Regions from separate parts of the Homo sapiens genome. Here region 2 is linked to region 1. Evidence: read pairs that join two places in POLR2A ChIA-PET (ENCODE). Cell type or tissue: A673. All regions are shown on one strand. Links, peaks and the distances in the headings refer to the core of each region. The heading gives the core; the rest is flanking DNA. Region 1 has its middle 11 kb from the start of DSE. Region 2 overlaps DSE (dermatan sulfate epimerase).

Region 1 (11,981 bases), core at 2,069-10,068:
GGACTTTGAAGTTGAACAAAACTAGGCTGAAATCTAGACTCTGTCACTAACTGTGTGACCTTAGGCAGGCAAGTCATTTAACATTGTTGAGTTCCACTTTCTCATCAGTAGGATTTTGATATGCAAACTTTTCTCATACAGTTTCTGGAAGGAGCAAACCAAACGTTGTATATAAAATACCTGCCAAGGAATGAGAACTCAGTAAGTAGGTGTTTATTGTCATAACTTAGAATGGTTCTAGGGGCTGTCAATGAGAGATACACCCTTTGGAATCAGTCTTGTGTGGACTGGAACATGCCTGGGCATTTTTCAGGCAGGATCTGAAGCAATTAAGGTGAGTGATACCCTACCTCTCAGAACCCTGCTAAAAGTAGTTGAGGTCATGCCAGTTTTTGCAATAGTTTGGAAATCAAGCCTTCTGTGCTCTTCAGGAGGAGATAAGGATTGTCGTGGCAGTATTCTATAATAGTAATTCTAACCCCTGGGTGCATATTAGCATCACTTGGGAGAACCCAAAACACACCAATGCCTAGTTGTACTCTTAGAAATTCTGATTTAATTCCTTCTAGGATGAAGTCCAGATACCCCATATGCTTTTAAAGGTACGAGATAGTTCCAATGTGCAGCCAGAGTTAGAACCAATGCTACGTAGTGGTGCTTCCCAAACTTTGCTGCACATTAGAACCATCTGGAGAGCTTTAAGAACTTCCGGCCACGTGCGGTGGCTCACGGCTGTGATCCCAGCACTTTGGGAGGCCGAGATGGGCAGATCACGAGGTCAGGAGATCGAGACCATCCTGGCTAACATGGTGAAACCCCGTCTCTACTAAATATACAAAAAATTAGCCAGGCGTGGTGGTGGGTGCTTGTAGTCCCAGCTACTTGGGAGGCTGAGGCAGGAGAATGGCGTGAACCCAGGAGGCGGAGCTTGCAGTGAGCCGATTGCACCACTGCACTCCAGCCTGGGCGATAGAGCAAGACTCCATCCCCCCCACAAAAAAAGAACTTCCGATGCCCCAGTTATAGTCTGTACCAACCAAATTAGAAAGTTTGAGGTGTTTAAAACTCTGTGATTCCAATGTACCAAAAGTTTGGAACCACTGTTTTATAGAGTGTTACTAAATAGGCTGGGTGAGGTGGCTCACACCTGTAATCCCAGCACTTTGGGAGGCCAATGCAGGCAAACTGCTTGAGCCCAGGAGTTCGAGATCAGCCTGGGCAACATGGCAAAACCCCATCTCTACTAAAAACACACACAAAAAATTAGCCGGGCATGGTGGCGCACACTGTAATCCCAGTTACTCAGGAGGCTGAGGCACGAGAATTGCTGGAACCCAAGAGGCAGAGGTTGCAGTGAGCCGAGATCACACCACTGCACTCCAGCCTGGGCAACAAGAGTGAAACTCGGTGTCAAAAAAAAAAAAAAAAAAAAAAGTGTTACTAAACAGGTACTTGAACCAAAGGAAGTATTAATTAGAGAATATGTTTATTTGCCACATTTCTTCTGGTTTATTAATTATATAAAATATTGTGAAGATTAGTTTTTATTAACTCAAGCTCACTAATGTATTTCTTTCTAAATACTTTTGTTGGATATGCAGTTTGGGAAAAATAATATTTGATGTCAATACTGGCTGAACTAGTGAAGTTGACTTCATATTGCAGTTAATGTTTCACTTCAAGTTTCTGCTGCCTGAGTATTACACATAGTGAATTCCAGTAAAACATTTAACAGCCAGGCCATTCAGACTTCTCCTTCTGCTCAGGCCTTTTCTTCTGCTGATGAGATTACCCGTGTCAGGCAAAGAAAATCTTGGCTATTTTGCATTTATAGTATCTTTTAGATGGGAAATAGTCGACAGTTTGCTGATGTTAAACTTAAGTATGTAGTCTAGTGACATGTTTCTATGTCCTTTCTCACCAAACTCCAAAGAATACACACTGGTTCTTTTTCCATGTTTTCTTTCATTTTTGATTTTTTAATAGTGACATTTTGATTTTGCCATTTTTACTCATCTTGGCCAAATGGAAACACTGCCATTTTAAAAAAATGTTAAAATAACAAAATAAAAACCCAACAACAGTTTAACAAACAAACAAAAAACACAGCATTCCTTAGAAGTATTTGTCATCTAAGTGAGAAAAGTATAAGGAAACTTGGAATAATTATATTCTAACCATTTTGTTTTACAAAGAAACCAAGGTTAACATAGATGGGGACTGTTACCAGTTTTTGCTGCTAATTAGTTAGAAGTGGAAGGAGAAGTCAAGCCTCCTGATTCCTAGCCAGATTTTCTTTTTCTCACTTCTCCTTGCTGAATCATTGGCCAAAAATGTACAACTAACTTCTCCTTTTGGGAAGTGCATATTTCATATTAACTCTGGCAATTTATGAAAAAATGTAGATTCATTTGCTCCATTAACAAAATATCAGTGCCTAAGAAGAAATAAGGTTGATTTTTGAAAGAAATCAAGTGCCTACTCAGAATGTGCAGGGGATGGCACCTTTCATTTAGCAGCGTTAAGCTTAATGTGTTGTTTTACTTATGATGTAATTTCTCCCCGATATATGAACAATGTAAGTTCACATCACTACATATGTAAAATCACTATCTAACTAAATGCCTGTCCTTGAGGTGAAATCTTTAATAAACTTTCACCCATCTTGAGTTATTTTTCCTCTGATTATACCTGGGAATTAAGGTATTTAAAAGTTCTAATAAATTTCCATCTTTTTATTGCATGAATCAATTTTCTGAATTTCCTGTTATTATACAAGAAGGCTGATACTTGATAGCAGTGCTTCTGTTCATGGTGGGCAGATTAATGTTGTGGTGTGAAGATCAGCTAAGTATCTATCATATATATATACACACACACACACAAAGCACACACATGTGTATATATATGTATATTTTAAAATCTCACTTTCTGATCAGTCATTAAACATGTGGCAAGTATCTATCATATAGACACACACACACAAGCACACACATATATGCATATATGTGTGTGTGTATATATATATTTAAATATCTCACTTTCTGATCAGTCATTAAACGTGGCAAAAAAAAGCAACTGTTACAAAGTAGAAATAGATATAGGATACAACAATCTTGGATTGTAGTATAATGGAAAAGTTACTTTAAATGAATCTGCCTGAAATTGACAAATTTTAATGTTGTCTGGGGGGAAATTAATGGGTTAATTCTGGAAACTGAAAGTTCTAGGTTCTAGGACTAAATTGACCCTAGAAGAAATTCTGTTTTTACTTCCCCTGTACATTTGGAAAAATCAGCAGTAGCATAAACCATGATAACTTGGGAAAATCACTTAACTTCTTTTGAGTCTTAGTGTCCTTAGCTATAAATAGAAGAAACCATTCTACTTCATTTGTTCTCAAGTATGGTTATACTTTAGGACCACCCAGGAAACTTTGGGAAAATAAATGATGCCCTGTACTACCTCCAGACAAATTAAAGCGAAATTTCTGGGGGATGTGGCCTAGGCTAGAGGTGCTCAAAAATATGGTCCATGGACCACTGCTATTAGCATCACTGATTCATTAGTCAGCCTGGGATGCCATGACAAAATACCATAGACTGGATGGCTAAAACAATAGAAATTTATTTCTCACGGTGCTGGAGGCTAGGAAGTTCAAGATCAAGGTGCTAACCAATTCTGTTTCTGATGAGGGTTCTCTTCCTTGCTTGCAGACAGTAGCCTATGTTCTCACGTGGCCTGCACATGGAGATAGAGTGATTTCTCTTTCTCCCTCTTATAAGGCACCACCCTTATGACCTCATTTTGCCTTTCTTTAATCCTAAAAGCTCTATTTCCAAATATGGTCACATTGGGGGTTGGGGCTTACATATGAATTTTGGGGAACAAAATTCAGTCCATAGCACTTGAGATCTTGAAAATTTTCAGACCAATCCCAGATCTACTTAATTAGATTCTCTAGGGGTGAGGGCCAGGAATCCATGTTTTAAAAAACTCTGCAGGTGATTCTTATGTACCTTTGAGTTTGAAGACCACTGGCCTAAGCCAATAGTTCTTAACACTTAGACTGTATATTGGAATCACTTAGGGAATTTATAAACCTTTGATACCTGGGGCCCTATCACAGAGATTCCAGTTTACCTGTTGCAGGATGCATAGTCTAAACAAGTTTTACAGCTTTTGAAAGTGAATCCCATCTGAGAACCACTGGTGCAGAATATCTCTGAGGGTCTTTACAGTCTAAAACGGTATATATTTTAATATAATGACATATACAAAATATGTATATAATACAATACATAGTCTAGATAATTTTCATCAGAAGGAGGATGATAGAATAGCTCTATTTTGTAGCTTCAGATACGACTCACGTTTGTTGTGAGTCCCTTTTCATTAATCAGTTGATGACATAATGCATTAAACAGGAACTTTTTGAGAAGTACTATTGTGATAGTACATTTGCTAAATATAAGCTTCTTTATTTTTCAGTAAAAATCAAGGATTTATTTGATGGTTAATGTGTTTCTACTGGATAAGACTAAATAAGAGTTTGGAGAGCAGCCAGAGGCTTATGAGATACACACACACACAAATTTTTCTTTCCAGAGATGGGGTCTTGCTCTGTTGCCCAGGCTGGAGTACAGTGGCAGGATCATAGCTCACTACAACCTCAAACTCCTGGGCTCAAGTGATACTCTCACCTTAGCCTCCTGAGCAGCTGGGACTGTAGATGTGCACCATCACACCCAGCTCTCTTGAGATATTTTAAAAGAATCTTACAAATTGTGAGTCCAGGAATAATTCTGGAAAACAATCTGATTATTTTGTAAATCTCAAAAAAGCTCATTAAGCCATATAAACTAAGAAGCTATGGGTATTTCTTGATGTTAAAACTTATATTCGGCCGGGTGCAGTGGCTCACACCTGTAATCCCAGCACTTTGGGAGGCTGAGGCAGGCAGATCACAAGGTCAGGAGTTTGACACCAGCCTGCCCAACATGGTGAAACCCCACCTCTACTAAAAGTAGAAAAAGTTACCCAGGCGTGGTGGCGTACACCTGTAATCGCAGCTACTGGGGAGGCTAAGGCAGAAGAATCGCCTGAACCCAGGAAGCGGAGGTTGTGGTCAGCCGAGATCACGCCACTCCAGCCTGGGCAACAGAGCGAGACTCCATCTCAAAAAAAACAAAAACAAAACAAAAAACTTCAGTTACATAATTTTAAAATCTCTTTTAATATTAGAATATAAATGGCTCTATGATAAAAATTATAGATGTCATTTTCCTCAAATTTTACAATAATAGCTGTAAAAAATGGCATCTTAAAAAATGTATCCCAAATCATCAGAACTCTGACCAGTGAATTTAATTGTCATGCAGTCAGCACAAATATTAGCACATAAAAGCAGAAAACTCAACTCATAGTTTTTCTTTTCTCCCCAAGGCATGCAAGGCATTAAAAAAAAATTAAAAATGTCAAATTCATCACAGAGGAATAAGTAACTGAAGAATCAAAATTAACTATCATCTTTAAAGTGCTGGGGCTTAATAGGAAAGTTATTAAAAGTGGTATTTGAGCATCTGACTTTATTAGAATTATGATGCGGCCAACGTGGCGACCTTTTCCAAATTTATGTACATATTAAGTATCCACACTAATGTTACAAAGGGACTGAGAGTTAACACTAAATTGGTAAATTCATTCAAATATTCATGCTCTATTTAAAGAGGGATAATGGTGTGACCTTTATTTTCAAGTCTTTTAAAAACTAGCTTTTGAATATTTTCCCCATGTTTCAATAAGTAAAATTACCAGGAAATTACAAATGAAATATTAAAATACATGTCAAGATATGACTTTTTTTCCAGATGCAGATGCAGATAAATATTCCTTACCTTTTTCAAAATTTTTAAAAATTTTAAGTTCCAGGGTACATGTGCAGGATGTGTTTTGTGACATAGGTAAATGTGTGCCATGGTGGTTTGCTGCACCTATCAACCCATCACCTAGGTATTAAGCCCAGCATCCATTAGCTGTGTTTCCTGATGCTCTCCCTCCCCTGTCACCCACAGGCCCCAGTGTGTGTTGTTCTCCTCCCTGTGTTCTTATCATTCAGCTCCTACTTATAAGTGAGAACATGCGGTGTTTGGTTTTCTGTTCCTGCGTTAGTTTGCTGAGGATAATGACTCCATCCATGACTCTGCAAAGGACATGATCTTGTTCCTTTTTATAGCTGCATAGTATTCCATGGTGTAATATACCTTCTCTTTAAGCAAGTTTTTAAGTAAAACAATTTTGTGGGGAATCATTTGAAAATAATGTTGCCATATGAACTGTGCTTTCTTTGGATGCTACTAAGAATGACTATGGCTTAACAAACTAACCTAAGAGATCTTGCCTCACAAGTCAACAGATGCCATTTGGTGAGTAAAATGAGCTACATCAACACTCAGAACGATAGATGAGCTAGCATATGCTTGAAAAGTAATGGAAGTATTATAGATTCCTAATTTGTAATAATATTGCAAAGCCTATCTGTTTCCACTTAACCATATTACCTGTCCTATACACTGTACTGAAATTAATGATCTGTATTACAGTTTTTATTCTGAGTGTGAAAGAATAATACTAACTTTTATTTATCCCTGATCTATCAGCTGTCGTTCTCTGAAATTTAAACCTAGACAAGAAGCTTCTGAATTTTACTAATATTAAAACAGTATTTGCTATATATAGGAAACAAAAGCTATATAACTACAGTAGCTGAACTAAAATTATAAATAGGAAGAAAAGTATATTTAAATTTGATCATAGATGGTTGACAACAATTACTAAAATCCTTAAGACTTATGATTACCCCCTTTTCTAATCTACCGTTAAAAAAATAATAGTATGGAGGTTTAGAAGGAGGAAGTTGTGAAAGATATCATAGAGGCAAACCTACAAATGCTTGTATAGTAAGTGTTCCCTATTTAGTCTAGCATGAAATCATAAGAATTGTTATGTACTCTAATAATCTATTTCTGAGAGTTCCCTTAAGGCAGATTTTCTTCAAACCTTTTCTTTAAACTAAAACTAATATGGATAGGCAGATGATAAATAGGAAGATAGACAATAAAGATATAGAAATATATATATATTAAAGTTTCAGAAGTCAATGTTTCTATTTTTTATTTCAGTCTATTTCATTAAAAAAGAAAGAGAATTTGATCAACCAAATAGATTTCAAGACCCACTAATAGATTGCAACTTGAAGCTTAAAAACATTGCACTGAGGTTACTGTGTATGTGTAGAGAGATACTGTTCATGTTTACTTTCAAAGTTTAAGGGTATAGACCTCTAAGAACTATGAAACTGAAATAATGACTTCTGAATGCTTTCTAACCTACATAAATCTGACTGATAAACACAATAAAGCATCAAGAAGATGGCTTGATGCTTTAGCCAAACAAAAGGCAAAAGTAGAGCCAACTTTGATTAAATTCAAACACCTTGTGGCATTTAGAGGCATGCTCATATTGGCAGGAGAAGGAAACTGTAGCAAATAGATAAGGTTTAAAGCAATACACTATCTTTGTTTGTCCAAGGACCACGTAGCTCTTCCAATAGGAAGATCATTTGTTTATGAGGCACAACAAGAAATTCTGCAGTAGTTGGAGTTGTAAGGCACCTGAGGTTCCCCACAGCCTAGAAGCTATCAGCTCATCAACGAAAAGGTCCACCTGGTTGATCTGGAGTCTTCAGTTCCTGCCACTGGGAAGGATACTTCCAAGAACTGCATTTTCTACCCTACACCTGGCATATTCCATCACCACTTTGTCTTAGATTTTTATTAATTAAAGAATAACTCTTCCCCTCAACAAAGCTCCATTTATAAATAATTGTATGGCACTAGTATTTATGCCAATGTAGGCTGCAGTCTGCTATTACAGATGGTAGTGATATTATATCTCCAAACATGACATTTTCATTTATTACTATTCACAAAGTGAATGTCATTGCCCTAGATCTCTATGATCAGAAACAGTCAGTAGCAGAAAAAACAAACAAACAAAAAAATCACCTACAAGTCATGTAGGAAAGAGACTCATGATCAGGAATTTTTGCTGCATTGGATACCAGGCTTTGAAGAAAGGCAAAGAAGACTTGCCTGCCTTCTTCCAGCAGCAAGGATTCAACTAGACAGTAAAGGACTGAAATTGAAAGTATTTCTGTGACCTGTTCTAAGAAATCATTAAAAAATCAGATTTATTCACATACTCTTATTTGCCTAGGGACATTTTAATTTATCAGTGACTTGGGTTAATTACTCCCTATAAATTCTATACTTGACAGATCAGCTTAAACTTGAGGCATTCAGAAGGAAATACATCAAAATGCAACAGACATGGGCCGGGCATTTCTATGCATCTGCACTGACTTTGAAAAATACACACACACGTGCGCACGCGGATTTTAATACATTTTGGGACATATATGCATGAATCTCAACTGGCTTGGAATCATTGGGGAAAGTAGATCCTTTGCACCCTTCAGAGCAGCAAATATTTCTGTGGTAGGGGAAGTAGTTTCTAAATATTTTGGATGCTTACCAATAACACTATTAAAGTTCTTACATATTTTATTAAAAGATGAGAAAGAAGAAAAACAATTTTTTGGCTTAAAATAACTGTTATATAAGCAAGGCTCTGCTGATGCCATGCAAAAAGATAACTTTTTTTTTTTTTTGAGATGGAGTCTCGCTCTGTCACCCAGGCTGGAGTGCAGTGGCGCGGTGTCGGCTCACTGCAAGCTCTGCCTCCTGGGTTCATGCCTTTCTCCTGCCTCAGCCTCCTGTGTAGCTGGGACCACAGGTGCCCACTACCATGCCCGGCTAATTTTTTGTATTTTTAGTAGAGACGGGGTTTCACCGTGTTAGCCAGGATGGTCTCGATCTCCTGACCTCGTCATCCACCCGCCTTGGCCTCCCAAAGTGCTGGGATTACAGGCTTGAGCCACCGTGCCCGGCTGATAACTTGTTTTTGTGGCTAAAGGGCATGAGCCAGGGAGGGGCTCACCACCCATCAACACTTGATCCTTCTAACTAGTACTGGAGAAGAAGAAACATTGTTCTCTGGATGCCAGAGAAAACCAGAATGTTAGTAAACATGCGGGTGGGAGAAATATTATTAGTGAATGTCACACTACTCAAATAAGTAGAATTTGTTTTTTGGAACCATATTTTGCAAAGATACTAAGGCCTCACTTAAACCATAGCTCCGTGTGGAGGCAAAACTAATAATGTGAGATGGTGAAAAGAGGAGGCATCTGCTTAAGGGCATGACTATGGTTCTGTAGTAATGAATTTGGACGCATTAGTTATGCAAACAGAATCTGGTGAGCAGAGACTACAGCAGGGGCTATGAGTGGTGAGGCTTTCTATGCCTCAGAATTCTAGGAATCCTAAAACACTCAGTGTGGCTACTGTCGCCAAAGACAAGCAGCACGGGAGGGAGAAGCTAGCATTGGATGGAAATCCAGAGTTGTGGGATTCGGGAATACCCTGGCTCTACCAACAACTCAGGTTACCAGAATAAGTCACTTTACCAATGGGGTACCTGTTTCGTCATTCGCAAAGTGAGATAATTGTTTCATCTACAAGATTCCTATAACTTTAAAATTTTATGACTCAAAGTTCCTGAGCTATGGAACCTATGCCTTCTAGATCAAAATTGTCCAGTAGAAATATAATGTAAGCCACTTATGTAACTTTAAATGCTTTATTGCCACATTAAAATATGTTTTTAAAAAGATGAAATTAGGTCTTATAATACTTTTATGTAACCCCCTATGTCCAAAACATTATGGTTTTAGTGTAAGTCTTTGAAATCTTGACTAGCTATGCATACTTCAAGTGGCCAATAGCCACATGTGCCTAGTGGCTACTGTCTACCATATTAGATATCATAGCTTTAGGCAGTTGTGTAAAGTTCACAGGATGGGAGCAGGAGCTACATTTCTCTTTGATGCTCTGAGCCATAGTTCCAAAAACTAGAACTATTTACCAAAATTACTGGAGGAACTTAAAAATGTCTGAGCCCACCCCATTACCTTGGCCATGGATCATGTCTTATATCTCTCTAGATAAATCGGAAGTGCAGCCTGTCCATACCAATCTACAGGACAGCGTTTAAAAGCCTCTTCACTCTGAGCTAACAGCCTTCATGCCATTCAGGGGTGGGTTGAATAAGGGAAGCAATAGTCATGTGGTTAGCATCCTCTTCAGGGATCCTCCAGATAGTTATTGGGCGAACTATGTTTTGTCTAGTATGTGAGCTGGAAGATTTCAACACTAATTCTATGACAGTGTAATTGTCTTGTTATTGAAGGCTATTTAACTTTTTCAAGTTAAAATGTGTTAAAGAACAATGAGCAAATGTAAAACAAAGGAGGTCAGATTGTACTTTGCCAGGATGTGTCCACTTGTTGCCTTGATGGAGCTGCAGCTGTAGTTATAGATCTGCTTTTGAGCCTGCTTAGTATTTGCATTGTAGACTGGTTGCTCACAATCTTCCTAGGACTGATTCTCACCTTTGAGTGTCTGCAATTTAGTATTAACAGATTAGTTGAGATAACATATCAAATTGAGCAGTCCCATAATGCTTTTATTTTACTGACATGAAAGAAGCGGGTATATGTATTGGAAAATTCGCTTTTAGACTTCTGAAATCATTTAAGCATGGACAAAGGAAGCTACTCTACTAGGGCACAAAACAGAAATTAGGCTAAATGAGCCCTAGCCAGCATTATCCTAAAAGGAAAGGAAATAGGAGTCTGTGGCCTAATTGGAGTAGAAGGCTTAAAAGTATCAGCTGAAAAACAATTGGTAAATAAGCAGTAACCTGAGGCTCTACAGTCTGGTCATACCTGAAGTGCTCAAATTAGAAGAATGTGAAGGTTTGAGGAAGGTACACAGAAATTGTGAGTCTCATATAATGCTGGGGGAAGTATAAATTGGTACAATACTTTGAGAGAGGATTCGGAGGACAAATATGTAACAAATCTTTAAAAGGTATGTAAATTTGCATCCAGCAATTCCACTCCTTAGAATATATGCACGTATGTGTGAAACTGTATGTATGCAAAGTTGTTCAACATGGTGTTGTTTAAATTAGCAAAATACTGAAAACAACTCAAGTGTCCAATAATAAAAATGCTTAAATGAATTACGCATATAGGTATGTGTGCCTTTATATATGTATGTGTCTATGTAAAAATGTGTAGTGTGTATTATATATGTGAATGAGTACAGTGAAATTGACACCAGTGTCAAATTTGGCGTATTTCCATGGAAAGCACATTTCATTAAAAAGCCAATTACAGATTGGCTTTTTATAAAACCTGTCACTATTTTATTATAAAACCTGTCACTATTTTATTATAAAAAGTAATGTAAAACATGTCACTATTTTATTATAAAAAGTAATGTAACCAAAAAATATAATTACAGGAAAAACTGTGGGAAAATAAACAGAAAATTATAATTTTTATATAGATGTTATAAGAATGCAAGTAATTTTCATTTCATTTACATAATTATGAACATGGATTTCATGTTTCTGCCCAGTGGGGTCTGTTTTCAGATTAGACCCATTCTGAAGATAAATCACCTCACCAAAAGCCAGAAAATACCATCCTTTCCTTAGATGGGAAAAGCAAGTTTCTTGAGCCCCTTCCCATTTTGACAGAGTTGTAACTGAAGTGCTTGTAAGGCCAGATTGTATGACAATTCCATGAGCTTCCTGGTTCCCTTACTGTACAAACCCTCCACCCACTCTCCCTTAAAATAACTCATGCCTTTTGAGACAGCATGAGGGGGTGACTCTGTTTCTTATACCAGAAAAAAGAGCCCGACTCAAGAACAATGACTGACCTCCAGAGCAGTTGTAAGGTCCACATGAGGTTATGTTGTCTAAGCTCCTAGTAGCACATAACACAC
Region 2 (11,460 bases), core at 3,461-11,460, 79 kb before region 1:
TCAGCCCCACAAAGTATGGGATTACAGGTGTGAGGTACATCACCTGGCCCAGTAGTCTATCTTTAACAAAGATAATCTACTTTGACAATTTTTTTGCTTGTTCACTTAAGTTTCATGAGATTAAAGGCAAACAATTATGGTGAAAGTTTAATAGTTTTGATGTAACTATGCTTATAACTCAGTATTTTTAATGATTATAATGTAGCATTTTGAGCACTCTAAATAATTAAAATTCAAGTTTAGACATTGTTTTATTTTGAGTTTTATGCTCTAATCCATAATTACTGTTGGCTGTATGTCTCTGGTCACAGTTCTTAGCCTCTCTGAACCTAGCTTCCTAATTTATAAGATGGGGCTGTAGCTATTATTTTCCTTACAGTATGCAGATGCGTACAAATTTCTTCAAACTTTGCTAGGCTTCAGTAAGACTGCTATTATCATTGCTATCTAGTAAGCTTTAGCATAATAATGGCGTAAACTTGGACTAGGCAATGTTTTTATGAATTTTAGCACATTTTATAAAATAAGCCTGCATGTGGGCTCATTGCATACCATTTAAGAAACAAAACTTCTTTTACAGAATTATATTCTTTCATTCCCTACTTCTTCCTCTGACATCCAAATAATTTTTTTAATTAAAAATGACCTATCTTCAGTAGTGAATTCACGAAGGTCCTCTCATCATCCATAAGACTCTTAAAACATGCACTAGGCAACAGGTGCCATGGTTGACTCTCCACGTGTGCAGGTGTCGCAGAAAAGCCAGCTGAATAACCAACCCTCCCAACCACACTGCTTGCCCACACCCTTGACACCCACACCACATTGTCCTATGTTCTCTAGGAAGTCTGCTTTGCTGGCATGGCTATGCTTTCTCGATTGCACAGTGTCATGAACTCACAAGGCATTCTTATGGGCAATGGCTGAAGTTTAGCAACAGTCTGCTGATTACTGGTGGTTTACAACATCTCACACAAATGGTGTGTTATTTTAAGTTGTGCTTTGGAATCTGGGCTCTCGATCCCACTTGGGACCACCCTGTGTTTAGCAATCATATAAGCAGCTGCTTGCTTACCTTGTTAACATCTGTCTTTCACATGTACCCTGTCCTGGAGATTGAATTTTAGGCCTCCACATAGCTCAGAGGTGACAGTGTTGAAACAGCTCTAGGATCTAGCTGGAGCATCTCTCAGGGCCACAGTTCACAGCTAACTGAGAGGTTAGTGATGTTAGCTCATTATAAGAACTATGTTCTATCTTATCTCATTCAGGCTGCTATAACAAAAACACCATAGACTAGGTGGCTTACAAACAACAGAAATTTATTTACCACAGTTCTGGGGACAGGGAAATCCAAGATCAAAGCACAACAGATGTGGTATCTGGTGAGGACTCACTTCCTGGTTTACAGATGGCCATCTTTTCACTGTAGCCTCACATGTTGGAAGGGACAAGGGACCTCTCTGGGGTATCTTTTATAAGGATACTACTCCCATTCACGAGGGCTCCACCTTCATAACCTAATCACTTTCCAAAGGCCCCACATCCTAATACTATCACATTAAGGATTAGGTTTCAACATATTAATTTTGAGAGGAGGCAAACATTCAGTCTGCAGCAAGCTCAATGTTAAGGTCTTCTGGGACCACAGTCTTCTGTACTCCATTCAGTCATTAATCCACCAATTTATTTATTCATTCAGGCAGTCAGTCAATTCATCAAGCATTTTTTGAATACCAAATTTTTCTGAATGCATTTTTTGAATGCCAGGCACTGTGTAAGAACCATGTATATACAACGAGCAAGAGACACAATCCCTGCCCTAAAGGATTGTAGTCCAGTGACTTTGTGTCTTCTAAGAGTGAGCCACCTAAGGGCAGTGTTCAGTAATAGCAATCAGTTTTCAGTTGTTATTGCAATTGATATTTCAACTGTGATAAAAAATTCTGTGAATTAATCTTTCAAAAGAATCACGTCTCCCTTTCATCAGTCCTTTTTGTATCAAAAAATACGGAGGTTTGAATATATAGAGTGCTCTAAGAATTCTCTTCAGAACTCTACTAAATGACCTGGATCCATTCTTTTGTCAGTAAAACAAATACCTTCAAGAGAGGAGTAAAGGAGTTTAGAAATCAAGATTATCAAGGAGACAATAAACAGAAATTCCTTTTATTTTACTGGAGGTCTCTGATCCTGGACAAAAATGGTAAACAGCAGAGACTGAAAAGTACAAAGTAAGGAAAACTGACAAGATGTTTGCTTTACACAGAAAGGTACTTCTAGTGTCCTGTTATTACCATTTCTTTGGAAGAAAAAGGAAGTGCCTAGACCATTGAAAACGTTTTTTTGTTCAGAAAAGAATTCCTAAATAAATACTAAACACACTTCTCATTATTTAATTTGGAATGTGCTGGGCTGACTGAATGTTTTTAGAAGCTCTTTTCTTAAGAAATTCTACTGAAATCATAGGGACATTCTTTGATAAAGACTTCCCCATAACAAATTTCTAGAGATATGCAGAAGGAGCAGCACTTTTACTTTTCTGATTTAGAAAGTACTCCAACTGCCTGCATTAATCACAATGCTTATATAATTGAAACTATTTCTTTTTTAAATTAAATGGAGTGAGGAAAAGAGACCCTCCTGCCCTGGAGCCTGGTCTACTTTTCCAGTCTAATTTTCTATCACCCGCCACTACATACACACCCTGTACTCCAGTTATACCATTCTATGTGAAGTCCCTGAACAAGGCAAGCTGAAAACACAAATGGCAGAAATATTTGAACAATTTCCTGGGCTTATTAAGGGATAGCCAGGGTGACGGCAGCAGAGCCATGGCAGGCAACCATGCTCTTCTTATATTAAATAAGACTCAGACATATATACCATTAGGGATCCTTGACTCATTATCTTTCTGATCAATACTTCCACAAAATATTCATTCCTTTGGCCACACATTTTGCCTGTGGGCTAGGAGTTAAACATTCCCTCTCCAGACTTATTCAAGGAGCTAATTGTCTTCTACCCAGACTATGGAAATGGTCTCCTAACCTCTTCCCCATTGGGTCCACTCTCTACACTGAAGCTAAAATTGCCTTTCTAAAATGCAAATCTGATTATTTAAAAAGAAAATTCTTTAATGGCTTGCCATTGCTTGCAGCGATTTCTAAGCAGAGGGTACCCCCTCCCTGCCCCACCTCACCCCAGGGAGTAAACATATGGAATATGGGGGGCATATCAGAGCCATCTCAGGGATTTTTCAAAGTTTCACATACACACAGGTATATGTGGCATCATCAACACCCCTCACCCATGTCCCTTTTGCTCCCATACACATTTCCTATCCCATGAAAATCGCTGCCATGCTTGTTGAGTGATGGGTGTTATGTTGTAGCCCTCAGTTATGCTGAGGCATAAAAATGGTTGAGCAGCCTCATGGCAGAATAAAGTCCAGATTCCTTAGCATGTCCTACAAAGTCCTGCACAATAGCCTCCCTGCTTGCCTTTTCAGTTTCATCTTCACCCATTCTCCATCACACACCCTGTGGGCCAACACCACCAGTCTGGAGAATTCCTGAACCAGGTTTGCTTTTTCGTACTTTTTTCTTTATTCTATTCCATTTACCCAGAATGCACTTCTCCTCTCACACAGCTAGTAAATTTCTGTTTAACCTTTAAGAAGGCACCAACAATTACATCTTCAGCCACAGCCTGCCCCTGGATTCCAGGCTGGTACATCTCCACTTGGATTTTTAGAAAGTATCTTAAACTTAACATGGCTAAAACAACCTCCTGGACCCGCTTCCTACTACTTATTCCTCCTGCAGTCAGCCACATCTCAGTTCATTGCAACTGACTCCCCAACTCATAATCCAAGTCTTTGCTGCAGTCTGTGAGAGCATGTATGATCTGATCCTATTCCTATCACCCTCCCCTCCCCCACTCTGCTCTAGCCACACTGGCCTCCTAGTCCTAAATACACCAAACACATACTGAGCTCAGGGCCTTCGAACTGCTGTTCTATCTGGAATGCTCCTCTCTCTTAGATGTCCCTGTGATTCATTCCCTTATTTCTTTCAAGTGTCTGATCATAAGTAATCACATCAGAAACCACTGTTTATGGGACAGTACCAATTCACCATCACCTTACATCCCCTCCCCTTGCTTTATTCTCCACAGTACTTACCACTACTTGACATCCTGCACTATTACTGTTATTATTTGCTCCCACTAGAACATAAACTATACAAGGGCCAGCTTTTATTATTCCTATTCTCTACCATATCTTCAGTTCCTAAAACAATACTTGGCATATAGTAGATGCTCTGTAAACATGTTATTGTCATTCGTTATTTGTTAACTCAACTGAAAAGTGCTGTGGGACTTCCATTTAAACATACTGCACTCAATATATAAATTTCCTTCAGTTCCTTCCTAAAACCCCATTAAATTAACAGCAAATAGATTTTCAAAATGACACAGAGAATGGAAGTGGAGACATCAATAAAGCCTAACCTGATCACCACATTTAAAATTATGGCCTCCTCTTCCCAGTCTCCTTACCCTGACTTTTCCTTCCATAGCACCTATTATCTTCCAATAAGTATAAAGAATGGGTAAGAGAGCTAAAGCTTCATTAGTAGGCAGTTTTAGACCTTATTGTAAACAAGTACACAATATATGTAACAGCCAAAAGAATTAGAAATTGGTTACTTCTGGGAAGTACAAACTAAGAATGAGAGGGGAAGGGACAGATAATTTATTGTTTTGTTTTTTAAATAAGGCTTCTAGTACTATACTTTTTCAATCATGTATGTTCATAATTTATGCCAAATAAAACTTCAATTAAAAAAATCCCAAAACCAAGAGGGAAACTGTATATGCAAGAAGAAAAGTCATAATGCAACTTTGTCTATTTTTATTCTTCACATAGTGACTATGTCTTGTTTAACAGAATTTGAACATATTAAAATAGATGACCAAATACTAAATATTTAGACTATGTAGTGGAACACATGATTTATATCAGTCATTTCTTGAAAACTTATGAGTACTTCATTGACATTACATGCATAAAGCAAATATCTAGCTGAAACATTGCTGAAAAAAAAATACGTCATTTTGCCAGTAAATTAAATAAACTGCAGAAAGAAACTACTTCTCAACATGAAAGTAAAGAGAAGAGAATCAAGGCAATGGGCTTTGCCACAGACAGGGAATACACAGCGAACAGGGAAAGGATCAGGCCCCCCTTGCTTGAGGCTTGCTTTCCTCATCTGTAGATTTAGGGGTCTCAATCAGGTCATCTCAAGTTCCCTAAACTTGCTTAAAAAGCATCAAACTTTGAGTTAGACCTTCAGACTTCCCTAACTCCTTTTTTCCTGAATTAAGCTATGACAAAGATGACCATATGTCCCAGTTCACCTAGTATAATCTCGATTTATATCTGTTGTCCTGGAATAACAATTAATTGCTCCTCCTTTAACTCTCAAAGGTATCTCCAGTCGGAAGATAAATTACATGCCCCTCATACCTATGACTATATTCATTTTAATCTTGGTTTAGATTTTTAAGAAAACACACTAATTTACTTTTAAGCCTACAAATATAGCATTTCATAGCTTGCTTTCTCTTAACACTTGGAGAAATTTCAGATTCTTTTGTGAGTGGTTTGTGAACTATCAAAAATTTTTTTAACTTGGCCGGGCATGATGACCTATGCCTCTAATCCCAGTACTTTGGAAGGCTGAGGCAGAAGAATCGCTTAAGATGGGAAGTTTGCGGCTGCAGTGAGCTACGATCACGCCACTACACTTCAGCCTGGGTGATGCAGAAAGGACCGTGTCTCTAGAAATAAAAATAATTTTTTAAAAACTGAGTAAGTCAAATGTAAATTTTCCTTTTCAAAAACAAATTATTCAGTATGCAAAACATTCTGTTAAGACATATTTTCTGATAACCTTAGAATACGTGGTACTTAAAAACTATGACTAAAATATTTGTGGAAGAATTCATTATCTTAGGTGATACATTTTAACAATTAAAATAGTTCCAGAACACGGTCTTCCACCTGACTTTGACGATTAAAACAATGTTGTCAAAAGAATGTTCTCTCTGAAAATTCTGGGTCTCATCCACCACCATAGGTCTCATCTACCATCAACTGAAATAAGCTAATCAGTTATAAACAAGGGAATATACTTAAAAAAAAAAAAAAGAGAGAAACACGGTCTCACTCTGTCTCCAAGGCTGGAGTGCAGTGGCACAGTCATAGCTCACTGCAGCACAGAACTCCTAAGCTCAGGCAATACTCCCACCTCAGCTTCCCAGGAATATACCACTTTTACTGCACTGACAAGCTCTGTATGCTAGTGATTCTCAAATTTTCTTTAAGGCTAGGACCAAGAGTCCTGCCAATCCCCTGAACAACAGCTCACATATTATCAAATGAACTTGAAACATTCCTGTCATAGTGAGCAGCATTGAAACAGATTCCATAACTGATTACTCAGTTTCAAGGGAGATTTAACATTGCTTTGTTTTCAAGTTACAAAAAGTTCCCTAGTTTTACTCAAATATGCACTATCCCTGATTAAAAAAAACATGTTTCATTATGAAGAGGGGTGATTTGTTTCAGCATTTTTTTTTTTCACTTAACCACTTAAGTCACTGCCTGAGGAAGTTTCTTTTTAAGGAAATAAATACCAGGTTCATTAGAAGAAAAAAAAAAAACACATAATTTTAATTCATTTTGTTTTAAAGATGCGTATTTTAAAAAGACTACTTTAAAATGAACTAATATGTTACACTGGATCATGCTGTGGCGACTAACGTATTGTCAAGCCTTAACCTAATGAAAACAAAAGAAAAGCGAGTTTGGCACTCACTTGCACTTTTCATCTCTGTTAGAAAGTATGTCTCAGTTTGGATCTGAGATCAGGTTTGCTTGGTAACCTCAAAGAATAATTTTCCTTTTTTTTTTCTTTCAAAATTTCCTTTTGATCATTTCAGACAGTTCATCCTTTTGAGTGAGAAAGAGTAAAAGAGAGGAATGTTGAGTGAGGTTAAGTAAATGGAGAATCTGTCACATAAAGCAAGTTTAAATCCTAGTAAGAGCATCCATGCAGGACAAACGGAAGCATTATTCTTTTGAAAACATTATTCTTTTAAACAGTGTGTAATGACATCCTCCCTAGAGACTTTCCATGAGAGGGGAAAAAAATTACTTCCTCAGAAGTCGTTTTCTAGATTCCAAGCATAATAAGTGAAGCACAGTTAAAAGTCAAACTTGTGTTTTCTTTATGCAAGAAGGTTCAAATTAGAACTGCAGAAAGGTACTTAAAAGTTTCTCTAGCTTGTCTTTTGGTTACATACTGGTATTGCTGTGAACTAAAAGAGCAAGTAAGAGGAAAGGTTACTGTTGTTACTTTACACCTATAAATCAGTGAGTGTGTCCTTACTGTAAAATTTGAGCTGAACATATTTTGTTTCAAAGGAGAAATATATGACTCAAATATGCTGAATGTATGATAATTTATTAAGTTCCTTTTAAGTATATCATTTTCTTATGCTCAAGTAGAAACTATGGATTATTTTTCTAGTATTCTATGCTGCTGTTACCTTCTGAGGAGTTGATTGAAAATTTTATGCTTTTAAAAGTTGGGTGCTACTTAAATATCAGAATTGGCTATTGTTTTAAATATTTAAAATATGCTTAAACAACAATTAAGGTTAATAAGCAGAGAAAATACTTCTTTTGATTCAAACACTACTTTATATATTTAATGAATACACGTCCAAATAAAGATCTCTCTTCAAAAATTTTGGAAAATGTTAATGCATTTTGAATATAATGGAACAAAGAAGAAGAATACTAGAGAAAATTCACAATTATGATGTTTATTTAGGAAAATAAACTTGAAGAAGGTTTTCTATTAAAAAAACATAAGAATCATATCCAAATTTTAGACTCTCCATCTTCTTTGGTATGAAAATCAACATTCATAATAGAAAATATTTTCTTTTGAAAGGTTTAGTTGTTATTGGGTCTATAACGGTTTTCCATATAAGGAAAATACAGTATTATCTGTAATCATCTCACTTATTGAACAACCAATGAATGCATGCAAGTAACCAAGCATATGTGTGCAGAGACCAGCATCAAGGAAATATTCATTCATAGATAAATGTTTTCTAATAAAATATATTTTAAGTTTTTAATGATCTTCTGCTATCATTTTTTGCCATGTTATCTGAATAGCCATCCAGATCTGTAGTAAAACATCCTGTTAGTTACATAACTCAAGAAGTACTTCCCCAAGGAAGCTCACACCATCATACCAGGACTTAGCAACATTTATCTTTCAACATGAGTATACCATTAAAATTTTTTTATATTTCTCAGAATTGTATTCTTCAGTCTTTTCCACAATATAGTATATGGAAATTGCTAATAGCATTAAATTAATATTAATAAAACCCAATTCTATCTAAACCTTTTTCTCATAAGAAAAAACATTACTTTAAAAAATAGACTTTTTGTTTCTTCTAAAAGTAGTACTATATGGACTGCTCAATTAGCAATGCCAAATACTTCCAAAAACACCATAGGACCACCAAGCTATTTCTATTGCTTTGATAATTTCTTTTCCTGCTCCAATTTCTCCACGTTCCTGCTTTCTTGTGTCAAAATATCTTCCCTTAATTTGTTAAAATGAATCTGAGGGAAAAAAATCTGATAATCTGGGGTAAAGAAATTTTTTTTTTTGCATAGACTCTTGTGATCACAAAATGACCAGGTAATTTATAGCTTCAGTGCTAACACTGTGATTGGGAACAAGAAGAGTACAACCATAATAAAATACAGCTATCTATGAGAAGAACTGCATAAAGACATCTTTGGCCATGTAGGCTCTGGGCCCTCTGGAAATAAGTCAGTTGCATTGCCAACATGACAAAGAAAATAGCAATGTTCAGAATCAGGAACAACCTGGTATAGGAAGCAGACAGTGATGGGGCCCTGCTGTGTGTAGTTGTCACCATCCGTGCCTGTCCAAACCGGCCTTTAATCAAGCCCCCATTTTTATGTTTCTCGTATGTTACATCTGCAAAATCTAAAAGGTCTTTCATTTCTTCATCTTCATCTATGGGTAGTTCTTTCTGTGCCAAAATCTGAGCTTTCTGTCTAATCTTTTTCTCATTGACTTCAATCTGTGCAAAAATATCAGGGACAGCATCCACAAATTTATAGCGTTTGCCTGCCCTTCGGTTTTTCTTTGACTTGCTTTGCTGCTGCTGTTGCTGTGATATGGCAAAAATCCTGTCAATGGCCTCCTCAGTCTGTCTCTTATCTGAAAATCTCAGCAGGCGTTCAGCAGTCTTCCTAAAGCTAGCTGTGTTCCGGACTCGGGACAGTATCTGCTTCTCCAGCAGCTGAAACACTGGTTTAAAATGCTGCAAGTTCTGTTCCACAATAGCAGCATAGTCCTTCACCTCAGGGACAATGCTGCTCTTGATGGCTGAATTCCGGTCAAACAGAATTTTGTGACGATCAGCAATGACCTGTGCAAAGGCAGACTGTCCTGTGGCCTCACCTGTCCACAGGTATGTGGCGTAGGCATGTTTGCTGGTGGCTATGAACACATCCAGTTGCTGAGAGTCTCCGTGGACAGTGAAGCTCTGAACATCTATAGATGGCCCTATGAAGAGGTAAGCTGCCCTGGTGATGGGACTTCGGAGGTGCATGGTGACATTCACATAGTTTGTCCCATTGTAGGGATAGCCCCGAGGATATGTCACTGAGGCAAAGGTTGCTTTCTCGCTGTAGCCAGTATCGTCCATCCAGTACATTTTATAGAGACCATCTCTCTGCCTGATGAAAGCCCCATGGACACCATCTACCACAGTCTCCTCAAAAGGAACATCCACATTATGGAAGAAGCTCGCTGCTGTCTCCAAGGGACTCTCCTCTCCCAGGTGTATTTGGTCTACAAGGAGAAGCAGCTGTGGATGTAGGAGGATGAGATTCCTCTGAACATTCTTCAGGTTGAGCTGGGGGTTATAAGCTCCCACACCTTCTCCTCGGATGAAAACCACCCCATTTTTCTCCTCTGCTGCAACCACCCTCCCCTGACAACTAGCTGCCAGGTCATGCTTGTATTTAGACCATTTTGATGAGCAGTCTTCTGTGACCTGACCCACCCAGGGAGAAAAGCAGCTCTTTGACACAGCTGGGGAAAACATCAAAACATTGTTGAAGAAGGTGTACTTTGGCCCGTACAGAGCCTCAGTAATGAAAGGCACACCATTGGGAGCAAAAGTAAATGAGTTTTGATCAGGATGTTCATGCCCTGCATTAAAATTTCTCCATCCTTTGATCCAATCTTTGTATTTGTTTCTGTGGACAATGTCATATATTGCACGTCCCCCCAGTTTTCCAGACTTGAAGGAAAGGAAAGATCTATTGATTTCTGCAGGTAGTGCACTTCCATAAGTCACGACACCCCAGTCTTCAAAATAATGCAGTGTAGGGGTGCCAAAGTCTGGAGGAGGAACCGATTTCAAGCTGCCATCATACCTGAAATTAATTTTGAAAAATTAAATGGTTTTCTGATGGCAGTGAAAATAACACATAACATGGTAATGTGGAAGATGCGACACACAAATGCTACCCAGAGCACTGGCAGTGCAGAGTATATTAGGGACAATTCTAAAAATATCCAAGGACAACCAGTATGCACAAAGGGAAACCCTTGGTGACTGGAAGAGGAATATTTCTTTATCATTTGTGATCCTTGGGTTTGGGCCCGAAATGATTTCTGCTCTAATCTCTACATGGACTATCTTCACTTGATGATGTCAGAGTGACCATTCAAACTACTGGGCCTCATGGATTTAAGCACTTCATCCAAATTTCTGGTTGAGGGGCTCCTCTTCTAGAAATGCCATGTTAGAATCTGGACTCTAACAAGCCTTGAGTTGTAATAAAGTATAGTTCTGCAGTAACTGATATTATTGAATGTTTGGTATTGAAAAGAGTTCTCCCTCAAGATTTTTTTCCTTGAAAAAATAAACTGAAATAGAGGAGAACTTCACATATTAGATAAAATGTATCACCAACACCACATCTCAGAATATAAATGGATGAAGTTTCAGCAAACTGTCTTATATTGAGGGATTTATAATTGTGCCTACTACTGACCAGCCAGGTCCAAAGGTTTGGTTTTGTTTTAATCTGCAGATGATGCCATGCTTCTTGGACAATAAATGACTTCTTATTTTCATTTATGATAAATGTTTATTATTAGCACTATGTACTTTTCCCTAAAGTAAATCAATCACCTAGAGTTAATCTTATTGGTGTTTGATATTGACTGTTTCATCTGTTGTTCTAGAGTCTCAGTTTCAAGACATCAGAAATTATATCTCTACTTAGGTCTAGTATAATGTTGGCTTAATTAA

What was found. ChIA-PET counts read pairs that join two places held together with the same protein. Peaks named below come from ENCODE experiments on the same cell type or tissue, not always from the same donor. Only the 100,000 strongest peaks of a DNase experiment are listed, where the experiment ranks them.
Region 2: POLR2A ChIA-PET joins it to region 1 with 7 read pairs; 8 of 35 experiments call an interaction of 5 or more read pairs at or near these places.

Annotation. Positions count from the first base shown.
Region 1 is chr6:116,354,282-116,366,262 of GRCh38, reverse strand. It overlaps a transcript of DSE not described here. Among named protein-coding and RNA genes, the nearest start is that of DSE, 11 kb to the left of the region's middle. In A673, for the core only: no CTCF peak of the experiment used is centred there; no DNase peak of the experiment used is centred there.
Region 2 is chr6:116,434,703-116,446,162 of GRCh38, reverse strand. DSE (dermatan sulfate epimerase) reads right to left here. Exons shown (of 6, transcript NM_013352.4): 6 at 1,302-10,576. The coding sequence ends at 8,818. Among named protein-coding and RNA genes, the nearest start is that of CALHM6, 21 kb to the left of the region's middle. In A673, for the core only: no CTCF peak of the experiment used is centred there; a DNase peak (open chromatin) is centred at 7,172; H3K4me3 peaks cover 490 bases.